Linked DNA regions of Homo sapiens: region 1 is linked to region 2. The links are chromatin loops, found by intact Hi-C in ENCODE. Cell type or tissue: Calu3. All regions are shown on one strand. Links, peaks and the distances in the headings refer to the core of each region. The heading gives the core; the rest is flanking DNA.

Region 1 (11,430 bases), core at 1,900-9,899, 220 kb before region 2:
ATTGGGTGGCTTATGAACAACAGAAATTTATTTCTTACAGTTCTGGAGACTGGGACATCCAAGGTCAATGTGCTGGCAGATTCAATGTCTGGTAAGTTCCCATTTTTCTGGATCATAGATGGCTGCTTTTTCTCAGTGTCTTCACAAGGTGGAAAAGATGAACAGACTCTTTTTGGCCTCTCGCTCTTATAAGGGCACCGATTGGATTCGTGAGGGCTCTGCCCTCATGACATAATCACCTCTGAAAAGTCCCACCTCATAATAACATTACCTTGAAGGTTACATTTCAAAATAAGAATTTTGGGGTAACAGAAGCATTCAAATCATAGCAGAACCTAACTCAGCCTGGGGCATGCTTGGGAAAACCATTCCAGGAGTGGCAACAATTGAGTTGATTATTGAGGATGATTAAGCATTAGTTCCAGAATATAGAGAGTTATTGAAAAGAAGGAGCATGTGTGAAACATTCTTACCTATGAAGTAGAATTTGTTTTGTTTTTGGCAGGGAGTTTTCATGTTATGTCTGTATGCCTTGGGTATATGGTAGAATTCTATGAGAAGTTAAGTTGGCAAAGGCCAGATTACAAAATAATTTAGGCATCAAGCATTGAAAAAGAAGTTAGAAGGTATCAAAATAAAATACAATCTCACTTACCACTACATTTAGTGGTGAAAGTCCACCCCTCTTTATCCTCCTCACATAATTGGTCATTAAATACTCCCTTAGTCATTTCTCTGTGGCCACAGAGACCTAGTCTTGAATAGTTAAGTAGCAGAAAGCTTGTTTCAATGTTGGTGACCTGACTGTACTCCAGGACTCTACTGTATGTGATCCTGTCTTGCCACTTGATGTTAATTATAGCCTGTAGCCCATGCAAATAAAACTGAGATTAAAACATGTGATTTGAATTACTTGGGCCAAATCTCACAATTTGAGGCTGTCACTGCTACCACTTCTCTATAAAGTATGAGCTTTGCTTCAATCTGAATTTTTAAACCTACCTTTAAAAATGCTGATCACAACAAAGAGCACTGCAGTTTGGCATATTTATCGGGAACACTGGAGTTCTTTGCTCATCTTCATTGAGCAAGCCATAGTAAGCAGAAGGAAAGGAAGTAAGGAAAGAAGGGAGGAAGGAAGGAAAGAAGGAAGGGAGGAGGGAAGGGAGGGAGGGAAGGGAGGGAGGGAGGAGGGTACCAAATTAACAGAATACATGTCAACATATCAATTAGTGTTTCTTCCCTGAGCAATGGCTGTACATTGACCCTGATTCTTTAGATAAGATTCTGCACATCAAACCATTGGATAAACTATAAACAATTGTGCAAGTATTAATTATTGAAATTTTTTAAAAAAAATTTCTTAATATTCTGCAATCTCCCACTTTACATAAATTTACCTCCAACTTAAATACCTCGGAAAATACATATTCTTGTCAACTGGCAATACTCTCTGTAAACCACTCCTGAAGGCAAAGAACACTCAACACTAAAACAGAGAATGAGTTATGATTAATAACAAGTTACCATAATAGTGGGGTAATCTGCTAAAACAAAATCTTATTTGCTTCTGTTATATATGTGTCCGCATGTGTGTGTACATTTTTATGTATATGTCTATGTGTGTGTACATGTGTTTCTTTATGGTGAGCCATGTGCCATAAAATCACTAATCTTGGTTTTGGAAATTTGACTTCTCTACCCACATGAGTTTCTTAAAATGTTCATAATTGGACGGATATTATGGAAACTGTATAGGTAGCACTTCAGGGATGTCCCGCTAACTCTTTAGCCTAAGGATATCATTATATTATAATTCTTTCTCCCTGAATCTCATAGTATCTTCATTCTCCCACATTCATGGAGATAAAATGTCAGGCTTTGCTCTTTCGTGGATCAGTCATGACCTTCTGTGGAAGCCTATACCATCCATTCCTTTGTAATTACTAGTTTAATCTCTAAACAACATGGATTCTGAGTAGAAATTCACCATTTCTTAATACAATATTCAGAATTTCTAAATTTCCCTAAGTCTTGCATACAAAGTGAGGGAAAAAATTATGTCCCATAGACAGTAACTTTTTTTCTGTCACCTTTCAGACAGAAAGGGGCAGAAAGCTTGCTTGAGAATCAAGTTTCTAACTCTGGTTTTGTTATCACCCAGGAAATCACTTAATTATATTGGGCTATAAATTTCTGATTTTTTCAATTATAAATTTATAATGCATAATTTTTGAAAATGCTTTTGGCTCAAAACTTATGTTAACTCTATGACTATGATATAATTGGACTGTCTACATCACTCAAATTTAATTTTTAACTTTTATTAAGTGAACATAAGTCCCTAGAAAAGGTTCTCTTATACAAGTTAACTTTAATAAATCCAAACTCAAACATTTACCAGCTGGATAAAAATTGATATGTGTAACACTGGAATACATAGAAATTTCAGCCTCATCTTCCAGCCTGGGCAGCCGAGATTGCAACACTGCACTCCAGCCTGGGTGACAGAGGGAGACTCTGTCTCAAAAAAAAAAAAAAAAAAAAAAAGAAAGAAAGAAAGAAAGAAAATTAAAGCTCAGTACAACGACTACAAAATGACACAGCTGAAAGAATGACTCTGTAGTTTTCTAAAAGGAAGTCTCTACTCCTTAGTGAATAATTTTTCACTTAAGTAAAACCAAGAATTCTGACCTTTTCCCTCTCCTCTCTAGTAACACTTCTCTTCCAGTTCTACTGTCAAGATAAAAGCCTTTCCCCCCAACTATGATATGTTAAGGCTTTTAAGAAAGTGTGGACAAGAAAGTCAATTATGGGTTTAAGCTTTGATAATATACTCTAAGTTTTCACAGAAAACTAAGTGATTTGCTCCCTTTTCCACCTCACTTACTCTGTTTGGATGCATACTGCAAGAGAAAATTCACTTTTCAACTAGTTGCACTTATAAAAAGACCCTGGGAAAAATCCCACATGCTCTGAGCCAGCTGCAGAGAGGCCGCAGTGGTTCCTTAATGACTGCAGCCTAAGGATGCAGGAACGGGGCCACTAATCCGACTTCAGATGAGCACAGCACTTTTGTGAGACTATGGAAATAGGAGGTTAGACACTATACCTGGGCCATTCAGCAACCTTGTATCTTCAGGAAAAGCTGCAGAGACCTGCTGATCCTGGAAACAGCTTCAGGTACTTCTATCATGAGGAGTGGTCCAGCATGCCTACAGAGGTTGTCCAACCCTAAAAATTTACTCTGATAGAAAAATAATATTTTTTCCAACCCATTGGAAAGTAGAATTGTCAATGTATTCATTTGCCTGCTTTTTTAAAAAGGATCATCTAACCATAAAACAACCTATAAATAAATATTGTTCTTTCTTTGTAGTGAGGTGATTAGAAATGATTATTTCACACATATGCTAGATTTATAGCCTATTAAATAAAACTTATATATGTCATATTCAACTTTATTTTCTCTTATTTTAAATTATATTTTGCTAAATATGTTAGCATAATTTTATTGTCTGAAGGTAAAACAATCATCTGAAGAACGTCTTCGTGTTGTAGACCTGTGTGCATGGTGTTTCTGTTCTTCATATCAACTGACTGGATTGCTGCCACCTCGTTAGCCAGCTCTCAATCAAGCAAAGAAAGCACATGAATTGAGAGATTGCTGCATATGGCAGACTGTACTGAGTAATCTTTAGGGAATACTTTCTGCCAATTTGGGGTTCTAAATCTGTTTTATGTTCACATTAGTGTCCTCAACTAAGAATAGAATTCCAGCTTCATTCAAGTCACAGTAAGGCTTGTTTTCCTGTTGGAATTTGGATGTATTCCTGAAAGTGCATGCATAGAACAGTAAACCAATCACTGAAGAATGAACTATCAGTCTGAAATGCCTAACACAACAATCGTTTAGTCAGTAATAGGAAACAATTTTGCTTTACATTTGAAAGTCTGGCTTTAACTTATGACTTTGTCAATATGTACTAAAGGCCACAGAAAAAGAGCTATGATTAATCTGCTATCAACCTAACTCTGGGCAGTTGTGTGTTTTGTTCTGTTGAGTTCCTGCATATGCATAACAATAATATTGCCTAGATTCAAAAGAAAGCATAGGAAAGTCCATTTCCTGAATAAAGTACACTAGCCCAGCAGGAAAATCATGTGAGAAAGGTTTGAATGCAAAGGTTATCAGTTTATTACAGCAACCCCAGAGCAGTGCTTGTAGTAAAGAAGCTTTTTAGTTCTTTATAGCTTGTCCTTTCAACAAATACTACTGTGCATTTTTCTGGGCAACACAATATGCCACTTGCTAAAGAAGCCACAGGTGAGTAATACATAGATTCTTTTCCCAAGGAAATTATGATCTATTAAGATGGATAAACAACTAAATATAAGAGAAGAAGCAACGAATTACTCTTACCCCTCTAGTAAATTATAGAGACACCTTAAGATCAGGAATCAGGGGATGCCATCCCTCATCTCTCATCATCACAGATTGTGTTCCTCAGAATTAGACCCTAATATAAGCTTTGGATGCAGGTAGTTAATTTACTTAAGAAGTGATATTAGACAACACTGGTAGGGGAATGAGGAAATGAAACATGGGAGGGAAGGAAGTCAATATTGGCAGCTTTTATTGGCAGGTTATTGTCAGGGCAACCTGCACAAATGCTGGAAGACAGCCTAGAAAGCCTTCAGGGTTACCCATTCACTGAGTGCAGAGGACTGGCTTTTTATTCACCAATGTCCCTCTCATATTGGATGAGGGCTATTGCATGCTGCACTAATTCCTAGATGCTTTCAACTTGTCCCAAGCATGGACCAAACACTTTCTGTGGCCATAAAGAGATCTAGGGTTTCCACTGGGAAGCTGCAAACACATTAGTGGATAGTGAGTGGTAAAGGAGTACCTGTGAGATGGCAACTTTATCTGTTCACTCCCTTTGCTGTAGCTCATAGCATACTTTCAAACACATTGCGAGCATTTGGAGACAAAGTAAGGACAGGGCTTGGCTTTAGCTCACCCCAGCTAGAGCATTCCCACGGATCACAAAACCCACACCACTACCTCACTGATGTCATACCCGTTAATAGTCACACAAAGAAAATAGCCAATCTATATCATTCTTTTGTGTTCCCGTAATGTTTAGTCATGACGTTTACTTAAAGAATTTCAAAAACTGGCCTTAGGAGATCCAAAATCGATTCAAGGTTCCAGAGTGTCCCACCTTGGGAAGGAATGCTGAACAATTTATTCACAGCCTTGTTGCTGCTAACCAGACCACCAGGTGGCTCATTGCTCAAGAGAACCACCACAACCACTTACTGACCTGCATCCCCTACTCTTCATGTGCTTTGACCAGCCCAGCCTGCATATCTTACCCCTGATGTGAATTCCCATACTTTGCAGATATAAAAATCCCTACTGACTCTTTTTGGGGAGCCAGCCAGAGAACCCTTGCACCTCTGCTGTCTCCCTTGCATTTGAGTACAAGCCACAAATAAAAGCCTTATCTGGGAAATCAGCCTGGCCCCGTATTAATTGCCATTACATGGGGAGCCTAAGAGCCTGTGGTCTGTAACGTTTAGATGACACCAAATTATCCAAGAAATATTGTAAGGTCTATCCTCTATTGCATTTTCTGTTTCTGCACAAATGAATAGCGTATTTTCTTTCTCTCTAATTTCTACCCCTATTTATATATTACTTGTTATTATATGAATAAAATATTATAATGGCTTCCCAACTGGTTTCCCTGCCTCCAGTCTGCACTTACTCCAATCCATCACATATATTTTTATCAGATTATCATATTTTGTCTTCATTTATTTAATATCTTCAGCAGTTCTTCCCTGTGCATAAGAGCATGCCAGGATTTCTAATGTCCATAAAGGCTGCATTTTGCATTCTATAGAATACTTTTATTTATATTATTGTGTTTACTCTTCCTAGCCATCTTGTGAATATGAATTATTACCTGATTTTTGAGATAATCCTTAAAAAGTTTATGATTTTTCTCCATGGAATTTAAGTGAATTCCTTTTACATTTCCTTAAGGTAAGAACTTGGAATTTGAGCCCAGTAGTATTGTTGTCTTCCATTTGTACCCCATTTATTCATTCTTTGTTTTTCTGCCCTGCTATATTCCTAACAAAGCTTACTCACAGCTCTTGCTTGGAATTGGCCTAGCAGACACTAGCAAGAGATCAGCATGTTTCATAGGTTTGTAAACACAGAAAACCACTGGAAGCCATGCATCATTTCAGTAGTGAATCTTCTCATGCATCGGTTTGGTACCTCATTATGTGGAGGGTAAATAAAATCAGTCTTCTACATTAAACACACACACATATACACAGTGCCCACTAATATATAAAATTAGACTCTATCTCAATATTGGCTTGTCTCTATCTCAAAATGAAACCAATATTTTAACATGAGGTGAAAGACCATATTAACTTGCCGAGAAAGGGAGCAAGAATTTGTCTGCTTTACTGCTCTTATCTGACAACCATCTCCAGCCTGTCAGAGAATTTGGAAAAGCCCACAGTTAAGTTGGGAATTAAAGTATTTCTTTGACAAGAGCACTGCTATGAGTGCCATCTCCCTAGGGGCTTGGGGTGGGATGACTGTCTTCTGACCTTAATTTTGGTGAGAGTCATTTCAAAGAGATAACTCAACTAGGTTGATTGTATTCCCAGCAGTCTAGTGACATACTGGATGAGGGTCAGACTTGCAAGTGAGAATTTTAAAAGGGCAAAAGGCTGTAGCTAAACTACCTGCTGTGCAGCTAAATGAAAAGCAGGGTATAATTGAAAATAACTGCACTCCTACTGATGGCAGATCAAATGGGGCACATGTTCTATGTGCATAGGAGAAATTTGGCCAGAGTTGGTTTAGATCCTGCAAAGAGGTTCAAAAGACGGGGCAAATGGACTTCAGCTGAAAGAGGTGAGAAGAGTATTGCCAAATGACCAGGAGATGTGAAAGCAATCTTGATTGATGGGCTAGTGGAAATATACTTGTATATGTCAAGGAATGTAGAGACCAGAAATCCTCGTGATGAAGGAATTTTCTAAGGAACCCACAAAAATATCTCTAAAAAAGGGTCAGCTTTAAACCTCTGCCACATCCAGAGGAAACCAATGCCATATTGGTTCAGGTAAGTTATACATAGAGAACCCATTCATTTGTCTACTGCAGGCAGTCATTCCAAAAGAAAGAGATTTCTTTCTTTCTTTCTTTCTTTCTCTTTCTTTCTTTCTTTTTCTTTCTTTCTTTCTTTTTCTTTCTTTCTGTCTTTCTCTTTCTTTCTATCTACCTTTCTTTCTTTCTCTCTTTCCTTCCTTCTGTTAGTTATCTTTTTATTTAAGAGTTTTATACATTAAATATGTTAATTATTTGCATATTTTATATGTTCCAAATATGAAATCCTGGGCTTTACAGACAAGAACCTGGGTGACAAGTAGGACTCAAACTATTAGTGGTAAAATAATCAATATTGGGAGAGAACTCTTCAAAAACCAGGTCTTACCATATAATGGGCCCTTTTAAGGACTCTATATTTATACCATAAAAGCAACCAATTATATTGGTCATAGTTGGAAATTTTTTTAATTCATCCAACCAATATTCATTGAGCACCCACCATATTCTAGGTACTGTTTCATTTATTATTTTTTATTTCCATAGGGTTTTGGGGAGCAGGTGGTGTTTGGTTACATGAATAAATTATCTAGTGGTGATTTCTAAGATGTTGGTGCACCTGTCACTTGAGCAGCATACACTGTACCCAATTTGTATTCTTTTATCCCTCACTCCCCTCCCAGCCTTTCCCTGGAGTCCCTAAAGTCCATTGTATGATTCTTATGCCTTTGCATACTCATAGCTTAGCTCACACTTATGACTGAGAACATACAATGTTTGGTTTTCCATTTCTGAGTTACTTCACTTAGAATAATGATCTCCAACTCCATCCAGATTGCTGTGAATACCATTATTTTGTTCCTTTTTATGGCTAAGTAGTACTCCATGGTATATATATATATACCACAATTTATTTTTCCACTCATTGATTGACGGGCATTTAGGCTGGTTCCATACTTTCACAATTACAAAATGTACCACTAAAACAGGCGTGTACAAGTATCTTTTGTGTATAATGACTTCTTTTCTTCTGGGTAGATATGCAGTAGTGGGATTGCTAGATCAAATGGTAGTTCTACTTTTAGTTCTTTAAGGAATCTCCACATTGTTCACCTTTAACCGCAGTGGTTGTACTAGTTTACATTCTCACCAACAGTGTAAAAGTGTTCCCTTTACACCACATCCCCACCAATATCTATTATTTTTTGATTATGGCCATTCCTGGAGGACTGAGATGGTATCACATTGTGGTTTTCATTTGCATTTCCCTAATCATTAGTGATGTCGAGAATTTTTTCATACATTTGCTGGCCATTTGTATATCTTCTTTTGAGAATTGTCTATTAATATCCTTAGCCCACTTTTTGATGGGATTGTTTATTTTTTTCTTCTTAATTTATTTGAGTTCCTTGTAGATTCTGGATATTAGTCTTTTGTCAGATGTATAGAATGTGAAGATTTTCTCCCACTCTGTGGGCTGTCTGTTTACTGTGTTGATTGTTTCTTTTGCTGTGCAGAAACTTTTTAGTTTGATTAAGTCCCATCTATTTATCTTTGTTTTTGTTGCATTTGCTTTGGGGTTCTTGGTCATGAAGTCTTTGCCTAAGCCAATGTCTAGAAGAGTTTTTATGATGTTATCTTCTAGAATTTTTATAGTTTCAGGTCTTAGATTTAAGTCCTTGATCTATCTTGAGTTGGTTTTTGTAAGGTGAGAGATGAGGATACAGTTTCATTCTTCTACATGTGGCCTGCCAATTATCCCAACACCGTTTGTTGAATAGGGTGTCCTTTCCTCATTTTATGGTTTTGTTTCTTTTGCTGAAGATCAGTTTTCTGTAAGTATTTGGCCTTATTTTTGCATTCTCTATTCTGTTCCATTGGTCTATTTGCCTATTTTTATACTAGTACCATGCTGCTTTGGTGACTATAGCTTATAATATTTTGTAGTCAGGTAATGTGGTGCCTCCAGATTGATTATTTTTGCTTAGTCTTGCTTTGGCTATGCGGGCCCTTTTTTGGTTCCATATAAATTTTACAATGTTTTTTCTACTTCTGTGAAGAAAGATAATGGTATTTTGATGGGAATTCCATTGAATTTCCAGATTTCTTTTGGCCGTATGGTCATTTTCACAATATTGATTCTACCCATCCATGAGCATGGGATCTGTTTCCATTTGTTTGTGTTGTCTACAATTTATTTCAGTAGTGTTTTATAGTTTTCCTTGTAAAAAATCTTTCACCTCTTTGGTTAGGTATACTCTTAAGTATTATGTATTTTTTTGCAGCTATTGTAAAGAAAGGTTGAATTCTTGATTTGATTCTCAGCTTGGTCACTGTTGGTGTATAGCAGAGCTACTGACTTATATACATTGCTTTTTTTAATCCTGAAACGTTGATGAATTCATTGATCAGTTCTAGGAGCTTTTCAGAGGTGTCTTTAGGGTTTTCTAGGTATATGATCATATCATCAGCAAACAGCGAGAGTTTGGCTTCCTCTTTACCGAGGAGTTCCAGCACTCCGTTGAATAGAAGTGGTGAGAGTGGGCATCCTTGTCTTGTTTCAGTTCTCAGGGGAGATGCTTTCAACTTTTTCCCATTCAATATTATGTTGGTTGTGGGTTTGTCAGAGATGGCTTTTATTACATTAAGTTATGTTCCTTCTATACTGATTTTGCTGAGGGTTTTGTCATAAAGGGATGTCGGATTTTGTCAAATGCTTTTTCTGTGTCTATTGTAATAATCATGTCATTTTTGCAAGGTTTAGAGGCTTTATTATTGTTGTTGTTATAATATACTATACAGAATAATTACAAACCCAATGTTCTTTTTTGATGAGAATAGTTTGGAAGAAATTTTATTTTCTAAGAGTGACCCAAAAATATCAGAGATCAAGTTCGAGTGGCCAGTTTGAAGACATTTATGCCCTTATGTCCATGAAACACATGCACATTTGACATCAGTAGATTCCTGAGAGTAATGACACTTTGTGTATTGAAATAAATTTCCTAAATATATTTGATCTCTAAACAAGAAAAAGAAACTAGACTGAAATATTGTGCTTACTGACACTTAATTGGATTTGATGTAAAAATGAAATGAAATACCTTTTAAAGTTTCTTTCTTTTTAAAAATATGTCAAGAGTAAGAAAACCTCATTTTTGTAGACAGAGTTCATCCCCCCTGACCCCCCGCAATTTATATGGTAAAAAGATGACAATATTAGTAGGTGGGTCCTTTGAGAAGTAATTTAGGTCATGAGGGTAGAAATCTCATGAATGGAATTAGTGTCCTTATAAAGAGAGATACTAGAGAGCTCTCTGGCCTTATTTTTCCATCATGTGAGACTATAAAGAGAAATCCATAGTTTAAATCCTGGAAGTTGGTCCTCACCAGAATCCAACCATGCTGGCACCCTAATCTCTGACATCCACCCTCCAAAACTATGAGAAATAAATTTCTGTTGTTTTTAAGCCATGTAGTCTATAGTATTTTGTTATAACAGCCCACATTGACTAAGATACTCATTAAATTAATGGAATTAATTTAAATCTGTATACCAGATGATGGCACTTTTTTATTTGACCATTAACACTTAAACTACAGAGAAAAATGATATGACACTATTGAAGATAAATTTGGTTTCAGAATGTTAAAGCAAACTCTCTTCTAATGGATTCAGGTTTAACAAAATAATTCATAATATATACAAAAAAATAAATCAAAAATTTAATCATATGATGCCTCCAAACAAGGGCTGAAAACCTCTGACATTAAACACCAAACTTTAAGGGTCAAGACAAAACCAAAATGAGTGAATGAATGAATGCCCTGGGCAAATGTAGTGGGCAGTGAGAGGGGAAGCCTAGAGTATACATTTTCCCAAGGACAACATATAACTTATCATTTATATGTAGAGAAAGCCTTCTCTAAATAAAACTGTAAAAAGAAAGTTAAAACAAAGCAAAAATGAAGAAAGAATAATCATTGATTAAAATTGCAGATAAAGGAACAGAATAAAAAAATAAGAAATACTGCTATAATGAATCATAGTTTAAATATTCACTTACAGGAGGATGCAATTTTAATAAATTTTCCCAAGCAAGAATTTTGTACATTACAGAAAAAATCCAAATACATTGTACCCTGCCCACATAATTTAAGAAACTTTCTTACCACCAGCAAAAGCATGGTAAAGCCACCATTCTCCTTTTCCTGCCCTCAGAATCATTTCTATAGATTACATTTTCTTGGATACGTTTTGCAATCAGTCTTAAATATGT
Region 2 (11,430 bases), core at 2,045-10,044:
TTCTTACAACATCCCTATGCATTTGCATATTTTGTAGGGGGAAAAATATAGCAAAAAACAAGCCTTTCGTGTTCATCCTGTAGGCAATCTCACTGTAGATTCTTTGCAACTACTCTACACTGCCCCTAGGTTGTTCAAATTTATGGGAGTTTGGTGCCAGGAGGAACACCAAGGTCTAAGCTCTCATATTTTTGGCAGATTTTTTTTGTCATACATTTTTCACTTTCCAATGGGCAAAAACTATAAGACATTTTTGGCAATGCAATTCCTGTATATTACCTCTATATTTCAATATTTTTATGATGTATGATTCGAGGCATTTTAAAAAGCATTATTAAATGGTATTACTCTAATTCAGTTTGAGGCACAGTGATATTTTTCATAGCATCTCTGGGAAACATCATGTGCTTATTAGAAGGGAAATATTCTGACATCAATACCTTTAGGCAGTTTGGTTGAAAGAGAAATGCATTTGAATATGATTCTCATAATATAGACAATCATAGCTGCATTTCAAGTTCAGAAAGAGGGAACAGCTTTACTCCTAAATAAAAACAGATATTATGTCAGAAGGTTTTAAAATCCATGCTCTTCAAAAGCTATAATATTCAGAAGCCTAGAAAAATAATCTGATATAATCCAAATAAACACCCCTGTCTGTCACATAACCTTTAATTATGATATGGCAACTGTAATTTCACCTAATTAGAAAAGGTGAACCCAATTTTGAATTGCAAATTATATCTTTTATGAAAGCTTTTATGAAATTAAGCCATCCTTAGACTGACAGACTCAGTCAGTATGGTTTGAGGTGCCCTATGATGTGACATTTTTGATAAATCAGTGAGCCATCCCAAAACGCTTCTAGATGGAACCAGTCACTGGTTTTGATGCTAGTAGGTACAGCTTTCCAATTAAGACTTGCGGTATAATGTATGAGGGTTGGCACTCTAACCCCCTCCAATCTCCCTGAACTCCTGTTTTCTCATTTGTAAATGGGGATAAAAATACCAACATTTTAATGAAATTATAAGAGCTAAACAAGAATCATAGGAAAATACTCTGATAGGCACTCAAATCATTTTAACTGAATTTAGTTGCAATTAATTTAGGATTGTATGCTTTTGATGATACACAATTCTACTTAGAGTAAGGGAAATCTTTATTAAGAGTAAAAGCCTAGACTATTTTTTAGTTTTACAATTAGTTTTACAGAAATTAAACTTTCACTTTCACTGGTTGATTATGTAATTTTACTCAATAAAAATAAATTGAACAAAAAGGATTAGAAGTTTTAAATCCCTAAGATTTTTAAAATGACTAGCCTAATGAATTTTGGTTGAACAAAATATTATTTAAAATGTAGATGTGAATAAAAATTCCAATGTTCTATTGAGAGTAGCAACTAACAGACATTTTTGTGAACGAATTTATTATGAAATTACACAGATTAGAGGAAAAGTTTTAAGATCCTTTATACTAAAGGCACAGTCCAGGCTTCAGATTTCAGTCATTTCAAACCTTATCAAAAACTAACATTGTCCTAAAATTGAAATTATTCATTTAAAAATAGGCATCCTAATCAAACCTTCAAAGTGTCTGAATGACAACAAGAAAAAAGATCATTGTATTAAAAGAGCAAACACAAAAATATATATTGAATTTTTTTCTCTAAAGTTTAAAAACACAACCCAAAAGAGTTTTTTGTGTTTACTAGTCTATAGATAATTTCAAAAAGTTATTAATGCAAAGCTTCTTAGATTTTAATATGCCTAAATAACATTGAGAAGTGAACCTTACTACTAGGTCTTATCTTAATAATGTATTATTTTATAGTTCTGTTATCTGGTGAAAATAAATGAAACAAAACACCAGCATGACAGCAAGCACAGATATTCTATTGCTAAGTTTTCTACCAGTGCTCCCAGAGAATAGAAGGTAGACCTGAAGAAAAAACACTTTTAGTAAAGGTGAGAGTCTTTCAGCAGAATTTAGAGTGTTATTTTTCAAATATAATTTCAAGAGAATTTGTATAAACTTCTCCCCACTATTGAGAATGGCATTCTGCAGAAAATTCATCAGCATATATTGTGCAAGGAGAATTATGGGCAGTAAAATGTTCAAAGAGTGTTACAACTTTTAATTTTCGATTTCACATGAGTTTGGACAATGGCTGGAAGAAAAAAATATATACAGTTCATTCAGTCTATAGTAAAGATAGAAAGGTTTAAAGGTTGAAACTTGAGGAACTAGCAAAAGATCTTGTGAACTTTAAAAATATATGTAGAATATTCCATAAAGTGATGAAACCGTTCTTGACAGGAATAGCACAAGCACTCGTCTCACAACTCCTGGATAAAGATTGAGCTATGTTCTTTAGGCAAGGAGTTGTAATATACATGGGAACATGTTTCAATAATGACTATCATGTATGAATTGGTACTGTTCATTCTAAATATTTATCATTAAACTTAAGCACTAAGCAAAGTCAGTCATTTTTAAGATTTTATTAACTACAGAATGAGGGTTTATATAAGATCCACTAGAATATAGACAAATGAAAATGTTTTACAATAGGTCAAAACGGAAGCAAAATTTCACCTTCCCATGTTAATCCAAGGTCAAGAATAGGTGAAAACATTAAACTTCACCTAACTTATAAATTCCCATTAAAATAATTCTCATTAAAAGTAAAAAGAAGTTGGTTTGACAGTTTTAATCATTAATAAATTAACCAAACACTTTAGTATCATGTTAATATATAGCAACAACTACTCAAATATTAATAGGTTTTGAGCTGACAACCTTGGAGTATTTCATTTTTGCTAATAATGGTAAATAGTATTTTTGTGCTATTGTAAAGAACTGGCAGGTAGGAATCATATCTTTGTACATATTAAAATATCAATAATTAGGTTTCTGTTTTTATTTAGTCACTACTTCATTTTAGTCCACTGAGCTGAAATTACTTGCATAGGGGTTACCGAGGTCTGACAGCTATGTTGGGGAGCACCTACAGTCAAGAAAAAGAACCTAATAGAACTTTCTTGTGAGGGCTGCCAATGAATTTTTTTCTGAGGATGATACGCTTTCTTTCTCTTTTCCTTTTTTTTTTTTGTTTTTGAGACCGAGTCTCATTCTGTTGCCAGCCTGGGCTGGAGTACAATGGCGCGATCTTGGCTCACTGCAATCTCTGCCTCCCGGGTTCAAGAGATTCTCCTGCCTCAGCCTCCAGAGTAGCTGGGATTACAGGTGTCTGCCACCATGTCCGGCTAATTTTTGTATTTTTAGTAGACACGAGGTTTCACCATGTTGGCCAGGCTGGTCTCGAACTCTGACCTCAGGTGATCCACCCGCCTTGGCTTCCCAAAGTGCTAGGATTACAGGTCTGAGCCATCGCGCCTGGCCAATACACTTTCTATATAATGTACTCTTTTCTCATTTTTTTTTTTTTTGCTGTGAGTACGCTGCACATTTTCTTTCACATAAAATGAATCACGCATTCATGAAAGCCAAAAACAGGTGCACCTTTCTATCCTACAGCTAACTTACAGTTTTTAATTACTTTGCAACCCTTGAACATATTCTTTTTTGGAAATATGTGACTGGATCTTTCTGACATTAACAACTGGCAGGAAAATAAATTCAGGTTTTTCTTTATTCCCTGTATTTGCCTATATTAAACAAGGAAATAAAGCAAGTAAAATAATGTGAAAAGCAGAAGCACACTCACAAAGATTTACCATATCTCTGATGGCTTATTACTTTATATTAAACCATAAAGACCTTAGGAAAATGTATTTTATGTGTCTTTTAGTGCAATCACATTCATTGCCAAAATTAATGCTCTTGCACCAGACTGCCTGGGTTCAAATCTTGCCTCTATTATTTATTATCTGTGTCTACTGGAGCAAATTACTTCCTTTCTTTGATCCTTTAGACTTCTGAGTTTATAACATGGGAATAATAATATCTATCTAGTAGAGTTTTGTGATGTGTACATGAATACAAAAATATTGTTAGATCTGTTTCTGATACATAGCATATTTTCAATAAATATGAACAACTATTATTATGTGACTTGGATCTCTCAAACAGATTGGAAGCTACTTTATGACAGTGGTAAGGAATATATCTATTACTAGTCTGGTACTCTTGGTATCTCCCAAAGACACTAAATATTTCATGACAACAATGGTATTGGCAACAGTAACGACATTGTTACTTGGTCATACATATATTAATAATAATCATCTTAAATATAAATAGAAGTGTTAGTCAAACTTTGAAGCCTTGAATGACATGATTAATGCATTTAGTTGGGGAAAATGAACAGTGAATGCACACAAAATGAAATGATAAGAAGTGAAAAAATAAGGAAACAGAAATGAGAAAGATATTTAAAAAGGGAAAGAAAGACCAATAGTAGAAAATGGCTGGTATTTTTCTCATTGATGCCTCCCCAGCTCAGAATAACCAAGAATAAATACAAATTATCCAGTCAGACACACAGGAATGAATTATAAATAGTACAGTGATATTCATCCTGAAATATCTGTTTCCTGAAAGAAGTAGTTGCATTTGACTCTTATTACATATAAGTTCATGACTTTGAAAAAAAGCTAACTGTTTTTCTATAGTTGTGTTTGTTGTGTTAACATTAATTTTTAAAAACCTTCTTAGGGAACAGTGGGTCAAATACTAAAGAAATTTGAAAGCTCTATCTTTAATTTGTCCCATTCATCTTTAAGTAATTTTAAGAAGTCTCAACCTAGTAATTTTTTGTTTGAATAAATCCATGGTGGAAATAGATGAACTGTTTTCATGCCTAAAGTATTCAATATCATTACCATTCAAAATATTTTTGAGCGCCTACCATATCAGAGCCATATTAGAAGTGAGAGTGGTATAAAGAGACATGATACAGTCCTATCAATAAGGGGATAATACAGATTGTACCTGGAATGTAATAAATAACACAGATCAGCAAATGCTAGGTATGAATGATAAAAACTGAACTTTTTATAAGAGTTCTACAAGCAGAGTAGAAGCAATACTGTTGTTACTGCTGAAAGTTTTCTTTAGAAAGGCTTTTCAACAAGTATATACCTTTCATCAAGTATATTTGTTTCTGTCACAACAGTATTACCAGTCTACAAATGGGAAGTGATGGAATCAAATGATTATGAGAAGTAAACTATAAATGTTTATGATTTCTGCTCTGCTCAGGTGATGAATCAGCACAGTAATATTTTCAGCCCTGAGTTTTAGCCCAGGTTTTGCAGCTAAGCTAAAGCAGTTTCCAATACAATTTTATAGCAATATAGAATTTCTTTCAAATAACAGTGACTATCCTCCAAAGTTAATCTAAAATGTTCAGCCAGTTTACCTCTTGTTGAGACAAAAGCAGTTGCATACACTTTTGAGGATATAGGCTTCAATACTGTTCCTTAATGAAAGTGAAATTATCCAGGAACATCTAACGTGATGTGACATGGTTGATATGAGTATATTTAGGAGACATATGAAGAAAACGAGGGGGTTACGATCTCTAGAAAGAAAGAAAATATGTGTCTCAAGCTATATATTTGCCATATAAAACAATCCCACACTTAGATTTCAAGCAAAATATTACACAATACCAGAGTAGGAAATACAAATGTTATAATGCTACCTTTATATTTTCTAAAATCCCAAATTGCTAAGAAAAACAATGAATACCAAAGATTTTGCAATAATCTTACAAATATAAGCAAATCATGGTCATCACCAGGAAATTAGATGCAATCAAACGATATGTCAATTGTGGTTCTTTTTTCTCATCATGACTTAGTCCTCAAATCAAATTTCATGAATAACTCGGGAGTCTGATTTAATACAATCATGAATTCTAACATTGAGGACATTAAAGTATGTCTGTTGTCTAGCCCGTGCTTTACCCAGACTAATAAAACAAGGGTGCTTAGCCATCTTTACTCATACTTTCTTGTTGTTTTTCAGTAGACTGCTTTATGTGCCATATTAGAAACAAAAGCTTGAAAAATGTCAAACCATTTCTTTCCTTGCATGGAAGTAGAAACATCAGATATATTTGAACTAAATAAAATAGTTTCATTTTGCTTAGACTTCCTTTGGTAACTAATTCAACTATAAATAGATTAAAAGTAACATAAAAATTTGAATAAAGTAGAAATAAATATATAGTTATTACATTAACTAGGGTGCAGGTAGAATACAAAAACCATCCCAGTGAATGTAAGAAATATAATTTAATACAAATAATTATTAACTAGAGATTGAAGAATTCAGAAGACAAATTGGGAACAACACCACGGGGTCAGTGAGGTAACATCTGCAGGGAGCAGCACTAGCCATGGAAGAGTTCTAAATTACTAGAACTTAGTGACTTGGAGCAGGGCTTCTCTGGAGCTGAAATTCAGACCTCTGACTGGCGTTGCTAAGATCAGAGGAGGTGCCCTATGGGTCTGGCATACGGACCTATGAGAAGCATACATCAGTCAGCTGGTTCTGGTGTCTCTGACAGGCTTCAAATCTGGTTTAGTAAGTACTGGGGAAAACGTAGTGTGGAATCAACTGTCACTGTAAAGAAATGTTGGCGGGTGTTATTGACAGGACCAGAAAGCAAGTAGGAAGCATATAATGACAGCAAAGCCTTCTTCCTGCTGCTGTATAGTTTCTTTCTAGTGCCCTCTATTGGCAGATCCTGATAGGAAGATAACCTGTTAAAACAGAAATGAGGTTTACTGAGTCTCAGATTCAGAACCATATGAAAGCTTTTAAAAGGATGACCTTGAAGCTGAAAAGCAGAGGATATTGTGACCAAATTTATGCCAATATTCAACAACTTAGATGAAATGGGAAAATTCATCGAATGACACAAACTACCACAATTCACTTAAAATAAAACACACACACACATAACAGATAATCTGAGAGCCGATTATGAAATGAAGGAATTGAATTTGTAGCCTAAAATGTTTTCAAAAAGAAAATTCCAGAGCCATATAACTTTACTGGTGGATTTACCAAACATTTAAAGAATAAATGATACCACTTCTACATAATCTCTTCCAGAAAATTAAACATAAGGAAATTTCTTCTCAGCACATTCTAGAAGGTCACCATCACCTTTATACCAAAATAAGGAAAAGACTTTACATGAAAATTTCAGGATAATATCTATCATGAACATAGACAAAAATGTTCTTAACAAAGTGTTAGCAAATCAAATTCAACAAAGATAAGATAAAAACAGATAAAATAGGCCGGGTGTGGTGGCTCACGCCTGTAATCCCAGCACTTTGGGAAGCCAAGGCAGGCAGATCACCTGAAGTCAGGAGTTTGAAACCAGCCTGGCCAACATGGCAAAACCCTGTCTCTCCTAAATATAGAAAAATTAGCCAGGCGTGGTGGCGGGCACCTGTAATCCCAGCTACTTGGGAAGCTGAAGCAGGAGAATCGCTTGAACCCTGGATGTGGAGGTTGCAGTGAGCTGAGATCGCACCACTGCACTCTAGCCTGGGCACGAAGAGTGAGACTCTGTCTCAAAAAAAAAAAAAAGAAAAGATAAAATATGATGACTAAGTGGGTATTAGCTCAGGAATGCAAGCAGATTTAACATTCAGAAGCAAATTAATTTAATTCACTTTATTTACCAACTGAAAAGGAATACCCACAAGATAATCTCAATAGGCAGAGATTGAAAATCTAACATTCATTCCCATTCAAAACTCTCAGCAAATCAGGAACAGCAGGGAACTTTCTTTGCCCAGTGAAGGACATCTACAAAACCCATATAGCTAACATCATATTAATTCATGGGAAACTTAATATGGGAGAATTATTTACTGCTAAAATTAGGAAGAAGGCAAAGATGTCCACTCTTACCAATTATTTTTACATTGGGCTGGAGGTTCTAGCCAGTGCCATAAGCAAAGAAAAAGGAAATAAAAGTTACCCAGTTTGAAAGGAAGAAGCAAAATATTGTTTTTCACAGATGACATTTTTCTATGTAGAAAATTAAATGAGTTATATGAAAATAAAAGCCATGGGAACTAATATGTGAGTTTACCAAGTTTGACAGATACAAGATAAATATATACATAAGTGAATTTCATTTCTATGTACTAACAATGAAAAAATTCAAATTAGAATTAAGAAAGTCGTATATTATGTTAAAAATATGAAATAGGCATAAATAAGATAGAATAAATGAAAAACTTATACATTGAAAATTACAGAACATGGCTGAGAGAAATGAAAGAACACCTAAATAAATGGAGAAATATAGCTTGTTCATTGGTTGGGAGAACTCAATATGGTTAAGGCGTCAATTCTCAAATTGATCCATAGCTTCAATGCCACCCTAATTAATGTTCTCACACACCTTTTTGTAGAAGTTGATAAGCTGATTCTAAAATTAATATAGTAGTATAAAGAATAGCCAAAACAACTTCAGAAAGAACAAAGTTGGAAGACCAAGAAAGTTTAATTTGAAGACTTATTTTAAAACCACAATTACCCAGAATATGAGATTGACATAAAAATCAACAAATAAATCAAGGGGACAAAATAGAGATCTAAAAATAAACCAACTCATACATTGACAACTGATTTTTGACAAAAGGGCAAAAGTAATTCAATGAAAAAATAAGAGTTGTTTCATTCAGTGGATATTAATATTTAAAAAAAAATTAACTAACTTTGATACATTGCTCTTACCACCAAGAAAAAAAAAAATCAAAATAGGTCATGGACCTAAATGTAAAACCCCAAATTATAAAACTTCAATAAGCAAACAGAGGAAAAGTTGTTTTGATTTTTATGTAGGCAAAAATTTCATGGCTACATCACCAAAATATGATATTTGAAAGAAATGTCTGAAAAATTGGACTATATAAAATTGTAACATTTTGATCTTCTGAAGACACTGTTTAGAAAATGAAAAAGCCCAAAGACTGATAAATAATGTTTGCAAATTACATATCTGATAATGGACTTTTATCCAAAATATATAAAGAACTGTTAAAGTTTAATTATAAGCAAACTGATTATAGGAATGGAAAAAAATATTTGACTGGAGACTTCATCAAAGAGACTTCTTGTACAGGAGAAACCATTTTGATTTTTGGAGAAAAATAAATACAGAAAGGTGGATACCTGACATTAAAACACTGCAAGTCTCCAAAGAAAATGTGTAAGAAAAATATGAGTTGTGCAAAACAGGTCAAATGAAAAGTACTTTTTCAATCATGCAGTAAAAATGCTAAAATATTTTTACTAAATTGAAAAATCACCATGGCATATACACTATATTAGTTCAGAGAGTTTTTTTCCAGTTTGCAAGCCATTAGAGTATATCTTATTTATACATGTTGAACTGTACATGAACTTTCCAAAGTCATTGTTACACTGAGCTCATAGTTCTCTTTCAGGAAAAGATAAAATGTCCTAATTTTCCTCTCAAGTTTTCCGAAAGAATTCCATGAAGTGTCAAGATAACCTCATCTGTAAGTGTATTGTTGATTTTGGGTGCTCTACGTTTTCTCAATATTTCTGCTTATCTCTAGATCTGAATCACATGGAGGCAGATTTACTATTTCCATCTAAAATTCTAGAATCCTCCCCTCTTAACAGTGGCTGTTTTATGTTGTTCAGTATAGTTTTTCTAGCCACAACACCTATGTCTGCAAAATAATTGATTACCAACAAATACAAGTTTATTGGATGAATAAATCCTCTTCCATTTACATCTCGCAATTTTATTTTCATCTATACATTTTGCAGTAGGAATTCAATTTGACCAATAGTTGTATTCCAAAAGATTTTTCTGTACTTTACTATTGAAAGCTGGAGTTTCTACTAGAAATAGATCAGGATCTAAGAACTAACAACTTGACTCCATGGGTCTTAGAAGTTATGTTAGCTCTTTTAGGCTGAAAAGTAGGTATCTATCCAAAGACAATCACTAGAATAGTATGAAGCTATGACAACAGTGAGTCAAAAGTTTGAATCAAATCTTTTGTATGATTTGGATTTTTTAAATAATTTTTTCTATGTATTTTGACCTTTGTTTTCACTTTACAAATACCTAAGAATTTGGAAAATACTAGCTTACCAAAGAGAGAGAACACTAAGATTAGAGTGAATCCCAATGGATTAGCTGTCAGCTTTTGTACCTGAAGGAGTATTTTCTAATGAACAAGAGCAGGGTGATATGCATATGTGATTTAAAAACCTTTCTTATCAAAGCCCCAGGACCCCACAGATTCTAAGCTCTTATAACTACTGAGATGAAATATTAGGGGGAGTGGCTCTGTATCTATTCAATCATAAAGCACCCACACCACCAAATGATTTCAGGATTGGAAACTATTACATGACACAGTTGGTCTTCTTGTCTTTTCTCCCCCAGGCATCTTCTTTTACACTATCTCTAGATAGCTTTCAGAAAACAATATAATTTCATCACATTTTATCAAGTTTTACAAATTTCACCATATTTTAGGGATATAATAGATATACAAATAAAAGGTACATATTTAGGTTATATATTTAAGTTTTGAAACATGTATATTGCCAGAAAACCATCAGCACAATCAAAATTGTGAACAAATACATAACTCCCAAATGTTACTTCTTGGCCCTTTGTAATTCCAACCTTGTCCCTCCCTGCTTCCCAGGCAACTATTGATTTGCTTTCTGTCACTGTAAATTAGTTTCCGTATGTGCATGTATGTTATATAAATATTACATATTTAGTTGCATTTTATATAAATGTCATTATAGAGTATTTACTCTTTTTAATCTGGCTTCTTTCAGTTATGACAACTAATAGAGATTCATATAAGTGAATTTATCAATGGTTCATTTATTTTTATTGTTCAGTAGATTCCATTATATTCATATGCCCAAAGTTTTTTTATTTATTAACCTGTTGACTTTTTCTTTTCTAAATTCTGGCTAACACAAAGAAAGCTGCTATAAATTTTGTATACAAGCATTTGTTAAAACATAATGTTTCTTTTCTTAAAAGTTAAATACCTAGGATTAGAATGGCTATATTATACAGCAGGTTTACATTTAACTATTTAAGAAACTGCCACACTGTTTTTTGTATCATTATATGAATAACACTTTGTATAAATAATTGTACAATGTATATTCCTACCAGGAATATTTGAGAGATCCAGTTCCTCTAGATATTCGTCAATAAGCATAGTCAGTCATTGTTTTTCTCCATTCTTCTTCTTTTTTTTTTTTTTGAGACGGAGTCTTGCTTCTTCACCCAGGCTGGAGTGCAATGGCGTGGTCTCGGCTCACTGCAACTTCTGCCTCCCGGGCTCAAGCAAGTCGGCCTCAGCCTCCCCAGTAGCTGGAATTATAGGCACGTGCCACCACACCCAGCTA

What was found. A loop is a pair of places that touch in the nucleus more often than their neighbours do. Peaks named below come from ENCODE experiments on the same cell type or tissue, not always from the same donor. Only the 100,000 strongest peaks of a DNase experiment are listed, where the experiment ranks them.
Region 1: it touches region 2 in a loop (4-fold over the local background); 8 of 110 quality-filtered maps call a loop at or near these places.

The regions. Positions count from the first base shown.
Region 1 is chr1:72,839,411-72,850,840 of GRCh38, reverse strand. It overlaps LINC02797 (long intergenic non-protein coding RNA 2797), which reads right to left and starts at 552. Exons shown (of 3, transcript XR_001737674.2): 1 at 474-552; 2 at 39-139. In Calu3, for the core only: no CTCF peak of the experiment used is centred there; a DNase peak (open chromatin) is centred at 5,320.
Region 2 is chr1:72,618,676-72,630,105 of GRCh38, reverse strand. The region is part of intron 3 of LOC105378797 (a long non-coding RNA gene); the gene reads right to left. Among named protein-coding and RNA genes, the nearest start is that of LINC02796, 140 kb to the left of the region's middle. In Calu3, for the core only: a CTCF peak has its summit at 6,704 (motif pointing left); no DNase peak of the experiment used is centred there.